Linked DNA regions of Homo sapiens: region 2 is linked to region 1. Evidence: chromatin loops called from intact Hi-C (ENCODE). Cell type or tissue: HCT116. All regions are shown on one strand. Region 1 has its middle 180 kb from the start of RAI14-DT. Region 2 overlaps PRLR (prolactin receptor).

The links. Hi-C counts contacts between places; a loop is a spot of excess contacts. Peaks named below come from ENCODE experiments on the same cell type or tissue, not always from the same donor. Only the 100,000 strongest peaks of a DNase experiment are listed, where the experiment ranks them.
Region 2: a loop joins it to region 1, with 14 times the contacts of the local background. A loop is called at or near these places in 4 of 110 quality-filtered maps.

Annotation. Positions count from the first base shown.
Region 1 is chr5:34,472,092-34,477,091 of GRCh38, reverse strand. No RefSeq gene overlaps it. Among named protein-coding and RNA genes, the nearest start is that of RAI14-DT, 180 kb to the left of the region's middle. In HCT116, a CTCF peak has its summit at 2,412 (motif pointing left); a DNase peak (open chromatin) is centred at 2,391.
Region 2 is chr5:35,181,005-35,186,004 of GRCh38, reverse strand. The region is part of intron 1 of PRLR (prolactin receptor); the gene reads left to right. Among named protein-coding and RNA genes, the nearest start is that of PRLR, 47 kb to the left of the region's middle. In HCT116, a CTCF peak has its summit at 2,627; a DNase peak (open chromatin) is centred at 2,614; H3K27me3 peaks cover 875 bases.

The sequences.
Region 1 (5,000 bases):
AAATGTTCTCAGCCTTGATCTAGAAGCAGGTGGAAGGGCACTTGGCACTTGCTGCTTTGTTGTTTCCTTTGGAGAAGGGTAGAAACTCTTAAGACAACGGGATGCATCACCTTTCCCTTCCTATAACATAACCTGTCATTGTGGAACTGGAGAACCCACACCATGATCCTTCTCACAATTAAGGATGCATCTTCCCCTGAAAGCATAAGCTCCTTACGGTCAGGGGGTAAATCTTAGACAGTGATCACAGTGGTCGTTTGTTTGTTCTACCTATGGAAAAGCTCAATGGTTATTCACTAAGATGAACTGAAGCAAGGGTTGTGGAAGGTTCACTTTGCCACCTGTCTGCATAAGCAGGGCCACCGTAGGCAGCGATCCAGGGATCAGTTACTTCCCAACCAATCTGTTCTGTGGGAGTTGACACTCCTCATCCTTATTGAGGTCTATCACAGAGTTGGTATCCAGAGAGAAGGTAACAAAGGAAGGCATTTTCTAGCAAGTAGCAGCTTTTATTATTTTTAAATATTTTTATTATTTTATTATTTCCTATTTGCATAGGAAACGGTGGTATAGAGGCATCCATTATGAGCTGGTCACAGAGGTGTGCCTCCATGGTGTGACAGGGTACTTACTGAAGAATTTTGAGTTTACATTTTATTTCTTTTGTGGAAAATAGCAGCTGGTACTTCTTTGCTTTAGGGAAGGTTTATAGCAGGTTGAAAGCAGGTATTGCTTTCAAACCATCTCCTCTTAACATTTGTTTATGGATGCTTAAATCCATTGAGGAGAATAGAGTTTGATGTCAGAAAAGAAAACTAGCAAAGAGCTGCCTCACCCATTGTCTTTATGTTTCTGAAATTTGTGACACAAAGAACATTCTACAGCCCATCAATAGCTTACGTTATTTTAATGTAAGTTCTTGGTAAGCAACTTAGGAACTGCTTTAAAAACCCACTTCCTTTAAAAACCCACTTGTAACTGCTGTTAATGGGAGCATAGATTCAGGGCAACTTGGGTCTCTGCCCCTTGGTTGCAGTGCTCAAACTTGGCCCAAATAAACTCTCTACTTATGTCAATTCTGCCTCCATTTTTTCCTTTAGATGGACAGAGGTGAATGAAAGAGAGGGCCTTGGAGGGCAGCCTGAAGAGGAAGAGAGGGACGCAAGGCCAGCATAAACAAAAGAGTAGTCCTGGGGTGCTGGGAGGAGAAGACATCTGTGCCTTGGGTCCTAAGAGTGCTCTGAGGATGTGAAAGGACCCAGAAGGACAGCAGAGAGGCCTGTCCTATGTTCCTTGGTCCCCAACCTTGCCAAGGTGCTCAGGTTCCAAACCTGACACTAAAGCAAGACAGCCGTAGGCCAGATGAGGTCATGGGAGCAGGAACAATGAACATTGAATTAACATCATTGTCTGGGGTAAATACCTGAGATTTGTTGTCTCACGGCGGCAGAAAACTAGGAAGGGGATAAAGAGTGAGCTTAGCGGAAGTTTAGTAGGCGAAAGAAAGAGAATAGCTCTCTCTGTTGCGAAGATAGGGGTCCTGAACAGGTTTTTCGGTTCTGTGGTGAAATGCAGAGGGTTTTATAGATGAGCTTGAGGAGACAGTGTGTGATTTACATAGGGTACGAATGATTGGTGGGACTAGTGTCATTTGCATAAGGTGCGAAAAACTGGTTAGGGCTAGGTATGCCATTTGCATAGGGCCCAAAAAGCTTGCTGACCCCACGCTAATCTTTTATTATGCAAATAATTCTCTACCTGGCCAGCGCCATGTTGCCTATTTCTTTACTGTACACGTGGTGACAAAGAAAAGGGAAGATGGAGCCTCCATGTTGAACATACCTGGCTTCCAGGTAGCCCTTTTCTATTGGCATAGCTGCCGGCATTCACCCGTGCAAGCTTCCAGCTTGCTTATCTATGTTCGCAGCTAGATTTTCAGGCTGCTCTTTGTTAGAAAAAAATGCTTTCTTGGGCTGCTTTTTGTTAAAAGGGAAGCCTTGCTGAGGACTTTTTTACCCTCACTATCTGCCTAAATAATTTCTTTCTATCTCCTGTCTCAGCATCTCAGTGGTCCTCATTGAGAACAGGTAACCAGTGCCAGCAGGGGCTCCTAGTTCATTGGTAAAACCCTGAACATTGACACCTTTCATTTCCCTGGGGTTAAATGGAAGAGAGAATTGCCCCAAGAAGGACGGAAGTTTCATTTTCTTTGGCTCCTGAAGTAGTACACAAGCGGATTTATAGAAAACAAAGACCTTTAGTATTTCTTACATCCTAGAATCTGGAGACTTGAGATTCATGCCTATTGCATTATTTCAGAAAAGAGATTTGGTTGTGAACTCTGCTCCAAGACATTGCTTGGTCAAGGAAGCCTAAGTTTTAGCCACCTGGACACGATCTCCATCTAGTGGTCATACTATGTAACAGCACTTGCACACAGCTTTGAGAGGTTTGGTATTCTGTATTTTGCTCTTCTCCGGAGAAATTCAATATAGCAGAAATATAGTACATAATATAATGCAGATATGAGAGATTCTACAGCCTACAAACAGTTCTAAAACGGGCTAGAATTTGGGAGGTGAAGCAACAGGGTAGCATTGTAATTTTATTAAATTTCAGAATAATTTTAGATTTATGTTAAAGTTGTAAAGTGGCCAGGCGCAGTGGCTCACGCCTGTATCCCAGCACTTTGGGAGGCCGAGGCGGGCAGATCACCTGAGGTCAGGAGTTCGAGCCTGGCCAACATGGTGAAACCCCATCTCTACTAAAAATACAATAAATTAACCGGGTGTGGTAGCCCAGGCCTGTAATCCCAGCTACTTGGGAAGCTGAGGCATGAGAATCGCTGGAACCTGGGAGACAGAAGTTGCAGTGAGCCGAGATCATGCCACTCCACTCCAGCCTGGGCAACAGAGTGAGACTCTGTCTCAAAAAAAAATTAATAAATGAATAATAAATAAATAAAGTTATAAAGTGATACAGAGTTCCCATACACACCTCACCCAGGTTCCTCTAGGTTAAAATCTCACATTACCATGATACGTTTGTCAAAACTAAGAGACTAGCATTTCCACATTATTGTCAAAATCCAGACTGTATTTTAATATCACTAGTTTTTCAACTAATGTCCTTTTTCTGTTCCAGGATCCCACTCAGGACAGCACATCTCATTCTGTCCTCATGTTCCCTCAGTTTCCTCTAGTCTGTGAGAGATTTCATGACAGCAGTTTTGAGGAGTAATAGCCAGGTATTTAGCCAGTTTTGAGGAGTAATAGCCAGAATGTCCCTCAATTGTAGATGTGTGGTGTTATTTCTGAGGCCTCCGTTTTGTTCCATTGGTCTACATCTCTGTTTTGGTACCAGTACCAGTTGCTGTTTTGGCTACTGTAGCCTTGTAGTATAGTTTGAAGTCAGGTAGCATGATGCCTCCAGCTTTGTTCTTTTTGCTTAGGATTGTCTTGGCTATACAGGCTCTTTTTTGGTTCCATATGAAGTTTAAAGCAGTTTTATCTAGTTCTGTGAAGAAAGTCAATAGTAGCTTGATGGGAATAGCATTGAATCTATAAATTACTTTGGGCAGTATGGCCATTTTCATTATATTGAGTCTTCCTATCTATGAACATGGAATTCTTTTTCCATTTGTTTGTATTCTCTCTTATTTTCTTGAGCAGTGGTTTGTAGTTCTCCTTGAAGAGGTCCTTCACATCCCTTGTAAGTTGTATTCCTAGGTATTTTATTCTCTTTGAAGCAATTGTGAATGGGAGTTCACTCATGATTTGACTCTCTGTTTGTCTGTTATTGGTGTATAGGAATGCTTGTGATTTTTGCTCATTGATTTTGTATCCTGAGACTTTGCTGAAGTTGTTCATCAGCTTAAGTTTTTAGGCTGAGAAGATGGGGTTTTCTAAATATACAATCATGTCATCTGCAAACGGAGACAATTTGACTTCCTCTCTTCCTATTTGATACGCTTTATTTCTTTCTGTTGACTGATTGCTCTGGCCAGAACTTCCAACACTATGTTGAAAAGGGGTGGTGAGAGAGGGCATCCTTGTCTTGTGCTGGTTTTCAAAGGGAATGCTTCCAGCTTTTGCCCATTCAGTATGATATAGGCTGTGGGTTTGTCATAAATAGCTGTTATTATTTTAAGATGCGTTCCATCAGTGCCTAATTTATTGAGAGTTTTTAGCATGAAGGGGTGTTGAATTTTGTCAAAGGCTTTTTCTGCATCTATTAAGATAATCATGTGTTTTTTGTCATTGGTTCTGTTTATGTGATGGATAATGTTTATTGATTTTCATATGTTGAGCCAGCCTTGCATCCCAGGGATGAAGTCGACTTGATCATGGTGGATAAGCTTTTTGATGTTCTGCTGGATTCGGTTTGCCAGTATTTTATTGAGGATTTTTGCATCGTGTTCATCAGGGATATTGGCCTGAAATTTTCTTTTTTTGTTGTGTCTCTGCCAGGTTTTGATGCTGGCCTCATAAAATGAGTTAGGGAGGATTCCCTCTTTTTCTATTGTTTGGAATAGTTTCAGAAGGAAAGCTACCAGCTCTTATTTGTATCTCTGGTGGAATTCGGCTGTGAATCCGTCTGGGCCTAGGCTTTTTTTGGTTGGCGGGCTATTAATTACTACCTCAATTTGGTGTTGGTCTACTCAGGGGTTAGACTTCTTCCTGGTTTAGTCTTGGGAGAGTATATGTGTCCAGGAATTTATCCATTTCTTCTAGATTTTCTAGTTGTTTTTTTTTTTTTTTGTGTGTGTGTGTGTGTGTGTGTGTGTGTGTGTAGAGGTGTTTATAGTATTCTCTGATGGTAGTTTGTATTTCTGTGGGATCAGTGGTGATATTCCCTTCATCATTTTTTATGGTGTCTATTTGATTCTTCTCTTTTTTCTTCTTTACTATTCTGCCTAGTGGTCTATCTACTTTGTTAATCTTTTCAAAGAACCAGCTCCTGGATTTGTTGATTTTTTGAAGGTTTTTTTTGTCTCTATC
Region 2 (5,000 bases), 710 kb before region 1:
ATAGATGAGCCCAGCAAGGCTCAGTGGGTGTTTTGAGGTCCATGGTCTCTCAGGTCCCGTTCCACCCCGACATTCGACGAATCAGAGAACACTAATATGGTTGGGAACACTTTTATCTTGCTCCCCATAGTCTGAACAGAAAGAGACGCCACAGAATACAATCACGACTCTCTCCCTCCTACGGACTCCCTCCCCACAAGCAATCAATGGGCTGGTCTCAGACAAAGACACCTAGTCAAGGCTGGTGAAACCTGCTCTATTTCCTAGTAGGCCTCCACCTGTAATTCTCAGCAGTTTGTGTGTATAGATAGAATTCCTGCCTTCTACTAATGTGACTGTTCCTGCTCAGAGATCTAGAGTTAATTATTAGCAAATTCACAGTGAACCAGAGCTAGGTCTTGCTGTAAGGCTCCTGTGTTTTTTAGAAGTACGTTGCCATGGGGATTTTTGTCCCCACTGGGTTCCTCCTCAGGACCCCAGACAGATAGATACACAAACCCTGGGCCCATAATTTTAGTTAGAAAAGGCCCAAGCCTAGAACCTCAGGGAACTCATTTGGAAGCTTTTTTTTTTTAGGAAACTTACCTTTCCTATTTGACATCTCAATCAAACAGGTGTTTGGGGAGAATAAAAGCATACTACCTTAGAAGGGACTGGGGTCATCTGGCCAGACTTGTGGAATAAAGAGAATTTCATTCCTTGTATAAAATAACTCTAAATAATGGTAAGCTCTTAGGAGACTTGATCTACTGGCTACATATACCCACTATGAAATTAACACATTCTGGAATTTAGATGGAAGAATATGGAAATTGGTCCTTCTCAGTGTATGGACGAAGCATCAGAAATGAAGAGAAGGGCCAAGCCTAGAGAGCAAAACTAAAGACTCACTGGTCTGTGGGCTTCCTGCCCAAGGAGAGCTGAAAGCTAAAGGATGCTTCACAATGTCCTACAAGTTGTTTTTCTAAAGTCCTTCCAGCGGTTGAAACTGTGTTTATGCAAAACAAAACTTTCCTTTGTTGCTATAATCTAGAGGTGGACTTTGGCTTAAGTCATGCCAAAATATTATCATTCTAAACCAGTAACACCTATATTTGTTGAGCATTTACTATATGTGTGGCACTATGCTAAACTTAACTACCCCTTTTCCTCATGTGTAACAGTCAGGTGACTTCACAGCTGCCTTGTGGATACTTGTGTTATTTGAAAGATTGCATAAACACATGTAAAATGCTTAGAAGTCTACCACCTCATCTTACCTACAGCTTTGGTGAGTCCCTGCTTTGGCCAAGTAGAATCATTCCCTGTGAGGAGGGGAAGAGGATAAGAAACAGGCAGAGTTGACCTTACAGGTAGACACAACAGGCGAGGGTCCATGTGGTGCAATGGATCCCATGCACATGCCTGATTCAGTCATTCTAGTTGAGTAGGATTGTCTGGTTGGTTGTTATTATTTTGTTTTTTGTTTGTTTCTTTCTTTTGTTTTATAAGATGGAGTCTCACTCTGTCGCCTAGGCTGGAGTGCAGTGGCTCAATCTCGGCTCACTGCTGCAACCTCTTCCTCCCGGGATCAAGCAATTCTCCTGCCTCAGCCTACCGAGTAGCTGGGGCTACAGGGGCATGCCACCACACCTGGCTAATGTTTTGTATTTTAGTAGAAATGGGGTTTCACCGTGTTGCCCAGGCTGGTCTCAAACTCCTGAGCTCAGGCAATCCTCCCACCTCAGCCTCCCAGAGTGCTAGGATTACAGACGTGAGCCACCGTGCCTGGCCAGTTTTTATCTTGAAAGCTTAAGGGTCTCCCACTTAAATTCAAATACTCTTCTGAGGATAACCTTTTAATCAGCCAACTATCATGAATCTCAATTATCAGGAATTCCAGTTATTCCAATTATCAGGAATTCTTTATATCATCCCAGGAATCTAAAAGAGCAAGGTCTTATAGGTAAGGGCAAACTTTCTGATGCCTTGGAATTCAGACCCTAAGTAGAGATGGTCATTTGACATCTAGTCTGATCGACTGTAGAGTTACTTCTATACAAATAAATTCAAGTTATCACAGGGTTTCTTTCAGTTGGGGACAATACTTTGAAAACTTTTAGGCTCTGAATGAATAACTTGGCAAAAGAAAATGTTAGGGTCCTTCAAATACCATACTTGTTGTGGTTTTCTCACAGATACACCAGTCTATAACCCTGAGGTTTCAACACTCCACTCAGTTGTGGGCTTTTTATCTAAATCAAAACTATCACATGCCCACATGTGCATCTGCAGCCAACCACAAATGATCTAACAGGACCAGATTTCACTGGAGCTCTGTGACCCTTCTCCCAGTGTGAACTGAAGGGAAAAAAACCTGGAGCCTAAGGGACTCCCTTTTCCGTGTCCTGAAGACCACTGGCTTTGGTTAAGCCAATATGATGGGCTCATTGAGAGAGAGACTCAGGACCTCGGATCATGCCACACTCTCTGGCCCCAGAAGGCATACCACAGGCTGCCAGCTTTGTTGGAGAACCTGAGACTTAAGGCCAGGATATATCAAGAGCCCTGTACCCAGTTCTGTGATGTCTTAATACCTTTGACAAGAGACATTGGCAACTCACTGGGTGTCCATTGGGGGGCGACAAGGAAACAGACTGATGAAACCAGAGAATGTGACAACTAATTACATGTTGTTTCCTGTAGAAGAGAAATTCTCAGAGGAACGTGGTGACTGTCTGTTCTTTAATGGACTGTCATATGAAAGCAGGAGAAGGAGATTCTTCCTTACTCCAAATGACAAAACTAGGAGCAGTGAAATGAGCTTATAAGGTGGCCGGGTTTTTCTAGCAATTGGAGCTCTCTGCAGTGAGTGGACACTTGGCAGGGTAGTGCCTACTCCGCATTTGATGTGTTCACACCACGGCTAGAAGTAGGTGTCGCAACTTCCAGTTGAAGAGGGAATTCTTTTCCTTGGGTGGGAGAGGGGCTAGAGAACGTCTCAGGTTGTTGCTAACTATGAGCATGGTTTTATAATTGTTTAAAAGTGGGTAAACAAGAAGAGTGTGTTTATGGTGTCTGTATTCCACAAACTATTATTTCCCACATTAACTGTTTCATATATGGAAAATCTGAGAAACAGGAATGCTAACAAGGTTGCAGTATAATTTAAAAATACTTCTGAGAGATCATTGTATCCCAAAGGCAGTGCCCAGTGAGGTTAAGAGCGTGGTTTGTGGAATCTGAGCCCACAGGGGTTTAAATCCTGCCTCTGCCCTTCTTAGATTCTGTGAACTTGGACAGATTCCCTCACTTATTTAAGACTTCACTTTTCAGCCCTTGAGATCCCACCTGCTCAATTATCTAAATGAAATCTATCACTGTGGAAACAGCAAAGGCCTCCTGCTGTTGAGCAAAATGTTTTCCAGTCCTTTGTTTCTGTGTGAAATAAAGCAGCTCCATCCCAGTGCTAAATGATCAACTGCATATGACAGAATGAGCTTATTTCATGCTCCCAGTAAATACAAGACCATAGACTACTCTGGATGGTAGTTTAAGTTTAAGATGAAATTGCTTCTTCTGATTGCCTTCTTCTTTATTGCTTCTTTCTCTGTTGTTCCTTCCTTCTCTTGTTTATAACACTAACAGTCAAATCTATCTGTGTGGAAATCTATCTGCTATATAGAACGCTACATCACAATTTACAGAGGGGAAAATATTTTTGTCGGCAGTAACATTTCACTGGAAGAGGCACTATTTGGCCACCTAACTCTGGGATTTAGGCTCAGGTAGAATCAGTGCCTCAGTTTCTTTAGGTCAGCCATTATGAGTTGTTCCTTATTTGACCTAGCACATATATAGATGGTGGTTAAATTTAGCAAAATTCTCTTCACAAAGGTTTCATTTGTCTGGAAGACTCTAAGTACTGATCTGGTCAGAGTACCATCAAAGCCCCTTGTTTGTCATGAGACCGTGGACCAACATGTTAGTCTTTCTCATGTAAAAAAAAAAATCATCAACAAATGCAGTGGGAGTTGGTAGTCATGAGTTTGAGGTAGTACAATATCCTTAAAGTACACACTCAATCATGTGTGATAATTGGCCAACTCTACCTAACAACAGTTGAAGACCTCCAAACAGCTATCAGGACTACTGGAATCATGTCTCCAGAAGAACCTGGAGAAACATTCACATTTGTGTGGACCAAGGAGGAAAGCAACCCAGACGACTTCTACTTAGAAGCACAGGCACATAGAGCCTGTGTTATTGGCACAGGTATTTCTCTCCTAAGAGCCTTTTCTGCTTAAGAAGGCTTGAGGATCTATTCCCATTAATCATAAAAAAGGGATTTGCTGGGCTAAATTATTTTAGCCTCCTCTTTATGCCTTACTTCACAAAGAATTGCAGTTAATCTGTAAATGAGTTCTGATGTTATGAAAATTGGATATGGCAAATTGTGTTATTAAGTCTATTAAGGGATGAAGAAGGACTCTTCTAAAAGAATAACGTAGTCTGAGTGGCAGCTCTCACTTAATAGACATCTACCTAGAAATGTTTCTGAACTTAATGGACACATGATATAATTCAAAATTAATATAAGCACACAGCACCTCTCCCCATAACCTTATTGAAATTAAGGGTTCCAAATCATTCTTCTCTCCCTTTTACTTCACCTGCAACATGTGGCTCACCCTTCTTTAGACTAAGAGCTAAACTCTAATGCCTAGTTAATGTAAAACAATGCCAGGATTATTAAGCATGATTCTGATAAGTTTTAACCCCTAATGAGATTATCCTTGGTTAAATAAATTGAATGGCTAGTGGAATTCCAATGTAAAGTCAGCAGAGGTTAGCTGGTTGCTAGATATTTAACTATACATACCAGGAAGCTATGAGGACAAATTTCCATTTGCACAGAGCCTTGAGAATTGGCCATTTTAGGACTAAATGTGCTGCTCATTACTTTTACTCAAGGACATACTAATGACCAATATATGTTTAAATACCTACTATGTACAACT